Linked DNA regions of Homo sapiens: region 1 is linked to region 2. A link is a loop called in an ENCODE intact Hi-C map of the cell type or tissue named here. Cell type or tissue: PC-3. All regions are shown on one strand. Links, peaks and the distances in the headings refer to the core of each region. The heading gives the core; the rest is flanking DNA.

Region 1 (2,929 bases), core at 310-2,809, 140 kb before region 2:
TGAAATGATCTGCACTTCTCAAAGAAGTTATATATCCAAATTATAATGACAGGAAAATTAAATAACTAAAATTGAGTTGAAAATGGTAAAAAAAAAATAAAGAATGCCTTTCCAAAAAATGAAGGCATTCCTAAGCAAGAAAAGTAAGCTATCTCAGTATCCTACAAAAAAAAAAGAACTAGGGAGAAGGGAGAGAAAGAGGAGGAAGAAGAAAAAAAATCCTGCAAAAGTAGAAACAAATGATTTTGGAAAGAATAAATGAAATGCCTACATTCCCAATTTACTTCAAAATAACATTTCCCCATAAGAAACTGTGTGTATGTGTGGGTGTGGGTGTGCGTGTGCATAAAATATGACTTTACCAAAAAAAAAAAACCACCTTTTTATTTTGAAATAATTATAGATTCTTGGAGAGTTGCAAAAGTAGTACAAAGAGGAATCCTGTGAAAGCTTCACCTAGTTTTCCCCAATGGTTACATCTTATATAATAATAGTACAATATCAAAATCAGGAAGTTAACATCCTTAAAATGTTAATAAATTGAAGCATACCATATGTAAACTGTTGAAATTGGCTTTTTTTCCTTCAATATAATGCCCTAGAGGTCCATCCAAGCTGTTGTCTGTATCAACAGTACATTCATTTTTATTGCAATGCAGTATTCCATGGCATGGATGTACCACACAGTTTGTTTAACTATTCAGCTATTGAGGGACACTGTGAATGTTTATTGTTTTGAGTTATTTCAAATGAAAACAGCTGCAGTGAACAACTGTGCACAATATTCTGTGCGAACATAAGTTTTAATTTTTGTAGGACAAATTTCCAGAAGTGCAATTGCTGGCTTATATGGTAAATTTGTTTGTTTGTTTATTTATTTATTTCAGACAGAGTCTTGCTCTGTCACCAGGCTGGAGTGCAGTGGTGCAATCTCAGCTCACTGCAACCCCCACCTCCCAGGTCCAAGCGATTCTCCTGCCTCAGCTTCCTGAGTAGCTGGGACTACAGGCACGCACCACCACACCCAGCTAATTTTTGTATTTTTAGTAGAGATGGGGTTTCACCATATTGGTCAGGATAGTCTCGATCTCTTGACCTCGCGATCCTCCCGCCTTGGCCTCCCAAAGTGCTGAGATTACAGGCATGAGCCACCACACCTGGCCTATTTTTTATATCTTTAAAGAATCAGCCAAACTATTTTCCAGAATAGCAGTATCATTTTACATTCCCAATACCAATGTATGAGCGCTCCAATTTATCCACATCCTCACTAGCATTTGACATTATAATTTGAATTCCAGCTATTATCATAGAGATATATATATTTACCCACTGATATTTATTACATTTTTGTGTGCTTACTTGATATTTGTATATCCTCCTCAGTGAACAGTCTTTTAATATTTTTGCCCATTTCCTTATTGCTCTGGTTGTTTATTTTACTGTTGAGTGTTGAGTTATTTATACATTTTAGATATGAGTCCTTTGTCATAAATGTGTTACAAAAGTGTTGCTTTTTTTACATAGTGAAGGTTACACCAATAGACTCACATACACTTATTAAAGCAATAAATCCAAGAGCTAATTACATACCAGATACAACTACAGACATATCTCATTTTATTTTGCTTTGCTTTATTGTGCTTTGTAGATATTTTTCCTCTTACAAATTGATGTTTTGTGGCAACTCGGCTTTGAGCAAGTGTGTCAGTGTCATTTTTCCAGCAGCATGTGCTCACTTTATGTCTCTATCAAATTTTTGTAATTCTTGCAATAGTTCAATTTTTTTTCATTATTATTATATCTGTTAGGGTAATCTGTAATCAGTGATCTTTGATGTTACTAGTGTAATTGTTTTGGAGCACCACGAACCACACCCATATAAGACGGCGAACTTAATCTGTAAATGTTGTGTGTGGTGTTCCGACTTCACTGACCAGCAGTCAGTCTCTGACTCTCTGCCTCTCCTCAGGTCTCCCTATTCACAGAGACACAAGAATATTGAAATTAGGGCAATTAATAACCCTACAATGGCCTCTAAGTGTTCAAGTGAAAGAGAAAGAGTTGCACATCTCTCTTTCAATCAAGAGCTAGAAATGATTAAGCTGAGTTAGGAAGGCATGTTGACAGCCAAGACAGGTGGAGAGCAAGGCCTCTTGAACCAAACCACAAAATTGTGAATGCAAATGGAGGGAGGGAGAGAGGGAGGGAGAAAGGGAGAGAGGGAGAGAGGGAGAGAGGGAGGGAGGGAGGGAGGGAGGGTAGGAAGGAAGGAAGGAAGGAAGGAAGGAAGGAAGGAAGGAAGGAAGGAAGGGGTTTCTTGAAATGGAATCTACTCCTGGTGAAGATGCTGTGAACACTGTGGAAATGATGACAAAGGATTCAGAATATTACATAAACTTAGCTGATAAAGCAGAAGCAGGGTTTGAGAAGCATTGACTTCAATTTTGAAAGAAGTTCTAGTGTAGGTCAAATGCTATGAAACCACATCAGCATTACTTGCTGTAGATAAATCTTTCATGAAAGGAAAAGTCAATCGATGCAGCCAACTTCATTGTTGTCTTATTTTAAGAAAGTGCCACAGTCGGCCGGGCATGGTGGCTCACGCCTGTAATCCCAGCACTTTGGGAGGCCGAGGAGGGCAGATCACAAGGTCAGGAGATCAAGACTGTCCTGGCTAACATGGTGAAACCCCGTCTCCACTAAAAATACAAAAGATTAGCCGGGCGGGGTTGCAGGTGCCTGTAGTCCCAGCTACTCGGGAGGCTGAGGCAGGAGAATGGCCTGAACCCGGGAGGCAGAGCTTGCAGTGAGCGGAGATCGTGCCACTGCACTCCAGCCTGGGCAACAGAGCGAGACTCCGTCTCAAAGAAAAAAAAAGAAAGTGTCAGAGTCACCCTATCCTTCAGCAACCACCACCCTGATTGGT
Region 2 (2,929 bases), core at 114-2,613:
ACACACTCATCTTGTCCCTAAGTCTCTCCATCCCCTGGCCCCATGCAGTCCCACCTCCCTTGCTGCTCCATCACCCTGACCATAGGTTAAACCAATTTAGAAAATAACCATTTCTAAAGAATGAATTTTTCAACAAGTGCCAATGGATGAAGTACCTTCAAACTACATTATATATTTACCAAGAGAGTGAAGAAACTAAATCACAATCTAGTGTTCCAAAAGTGCTATATTAAGATTATGATGATACTAAGAGAAACAGACAGAAATTCTCCAAAAAAAAATGGGTAAAGAAAAATTATGGACTAAAAATTTAAAATAAAACGAATACTTTCTATTGTTCACTTTACTACCCTTTTCTTAGTTAAAGCTAATTCATATCACTATTTCTCTATGCTAAAACAAGCTATGCTCCTGGATACAAAGATCTACTTCTAAGATTTTCGGGCAAATGTTTAATTTAGCCAATATTTGAGGAGCTTTCCATCCTAAGATTACATGTAAAATATAAGAAAATAGAGTTTCCAAAGAACTACAATCCCCTTATCACTTTTTCCAAAATTTAGTTCATTATGTGGAATCACATCACTAGCCACAGTATATGTCTTTGTATTTCCTAATGAAAACATGGACTCGAAAAAGGAAACATACCATCTATTAAATGTAAGTAAAATTAAGCAAACACGGTCTTTTGAAAGTAAAAATAAAATGACAGATTTACAGTATTTCATGTGGTAGAAGCAATTTCTGAGACAAGGGCAGTTTCTGAGGGTTGGGAAGGGAATGCAGAGGGTGCTCTAAACTCAGTCTCAAAGAGGCACTACCAAGCTAATTATTTTCTTCTATGCTTGTCTATAAGCATTACACTTTTCACTTTCTGTGAAAAAAAGGCCCATCGTTAATGAGATCCATAAAGATTCCTTAATCAGCTTATACTGTGAAAGAGTATTAAAGTCTCCATTTTCACAACAGGCACATGAAATACACACTTTTATGATATATTACTAGCACAGGAACTTACATCTCTCTCCCCTTGAACCACCTGCAAATTTTAATAGTCATGTATCGCCAGGGTACCAGAAACTCATAAAAGTTTAACCTGCCAATTAACAAGTAGGTAAAGTTCCAGTCCTGTACCATAATTTGTTTGCTTCCAAGGCATAGACAGCAAAACCTACAAAATATTCCCTTGAATTTTTTTGCAAGGCAACTACATTCCAGGGCTGACTTCTTTCAAAAGTCACCAACAAGTAAAAGCACACAAACGCATATCAGAAATCACATCCTTATGGAGGGCATAAAGTTAGGAAAATGTGGAAGTCTAAAAACGGATTTGATTATCTCCAAAAAGCTGCTACCTGAAGGGTTTTATTTGCACTAGGTTGCTCTTGTTTCAAATTTAATCTGCGCCTTTTCTAATGTTGTGCTGTAGATCTGTGTCATTTGTTGCATTCTTTTTACCAAGGAGCTGCATTAGAAATTATTACATACTTCTAGGACTGTTTGCTCTTATGTAAATACCCAAACCATGATCTCAACCATAGGACCCACAACATAAAAAAACTAAAGAAATCATTGCAAGAAAGAAAAAGCCTCCCAATTCTTTTCTGTAACAATGGTGATGGTTACTAAGGACATTCCGATAGGATGACTTCAGGCTATGTAAATTTCATAAACGGCCCATTAGTGTCAAGGTCCTTGGTCTCAGTCCCAGCCCAGCTAGTCATACAAGGAATTACTGCCATATTAAGAAATTGGTTATTTTTTGAACTTACAGAACCAGGAAGAGCTATTTTCCTTTTCTAGTGTTTTATTTATGTGAACTAGCCTCCTAAGAAGGAAATTAAAAGATTTATGTCAGAAAGCTAGTAGAATTATTATTATAGCATCTGATTTTCCTATGGCTGTGAAAATACCTATATACTCAAAGGCCAAGAGACAGACACAAGTTAGGAATTTGTTCATTCATTCATTCATTCTCTTCCTTCATTGAGTGCCTTCTATAACTCAAGAATTATGTATTGTAGAAACAATAATTTTTTAAAAGACAACACATACTTGCCTTCATGTAGCTGATAATCTAGTGAGGAAAAACCTTTAGGTTGGTTCTTCAATATTTGCTGATTTTAACACAATTCATCCCCTTTTGTCATCAAATTAACAAAATCATCATACTAATAAGTATTAACACTTATTGAGTACCAACTTTGCGCCAAGTATAATGCTAAGCATTATACATACATCATCTCATTTAATCCCCTCAATAATTCCACGACGTAAGTACGATGTAAGTATGAGGTTAATTTGTCCATCGACACACAATTGAATATGGCCAGAACTCAAACTCACTCCATTAGAATCCAAAGTGTTTCTTCTTATGATTTTATTATCTCTATCTGAAAAATAATTTAGGATCAAATCTTAGCAGATCCTAACCTACTGAAAGACATTTTCTGCAGAACTTATATATCTAGACCAAAGGAAACACAATAGATTTCCTTTAACTGCGGGGAATAGCAGCATCCTTTTCCTTAATGGTCTCCGGAGTGCAGTCTTAATTGACATATGAAAAACAGTTCTGCCAGTTTTACTATTGTTCTATCGAATGGTGCATCCTAGTGCTCTAACATTTAACTCATAAATGCTTTGCAGGGTTTCAAGAATTCAAACTGCATTGTAATGTTATTAAGTGCCTACCCACATTCTGCTAGAGACTGTGTGAACAATGGGATGATTTTTTTTTTTATCCAAGATCTTACCTGGTGAACTGATGAATCACAGAAGGCTGCACATTGACTTTGAATTTCCTGTTTCTATTGGCTGTTCATACGTTTTTAGGCTCTTTGTTTGCCTAAACGTGTCACCCCACTTTGAGATTTGTTACAGTAGCTTGAGACATTAGAACACAATACATAAGGAGACAAGATTTTAA

Evidence for each region. A loop is a pair of places that touch in the nucleus more often than their neighbours do. Peaks named below come from ENCODE experiments on the same cell type or tissue, not always from the same donor. Only the 100,000 strongest peaks of a DNase experiment are listed, where the experiment ranks them.
Region 1: it touches region 2 in a loop (9-fold over the local background); 2 of 110 quality-filtered maps call a loop at or near these places.

The regions. Positions count from the first base shown.
Region 1 is chr7:18,547,192-18,550,120 of GRCh38, reverse strand. The region is part of intron 2 of HDAC9 (histone deacetylase 9); the gene reads right to left. Among named protein-coding and RNA genes, the nearest start is that of HDAC9, 53 kb to the right of the region's middle. In PC-3, for the core only: no CTCF peak of the experiment used is centred there; no DNase peak of the experiment used is centred there; H3K27ac peaks cover 2,284 bases.
Region 2 is chr7:18,407,372-18,410,300 of GRCh38, reverse strand. It overlaps a transcript of HDAC9 not described here. Among named protein-coding and RNA genes, the nearest start is that of HDAC9, 87 kb to the left of the region's middle. RefSeq lists an enhancer at 2,356-2,857. In PC-3, for the core only: no CTCF peak of the experiment used is centred there; a DNase peak (open chromatin) is centred at 1,640; H3K27ac peaks cover 1,558 bases.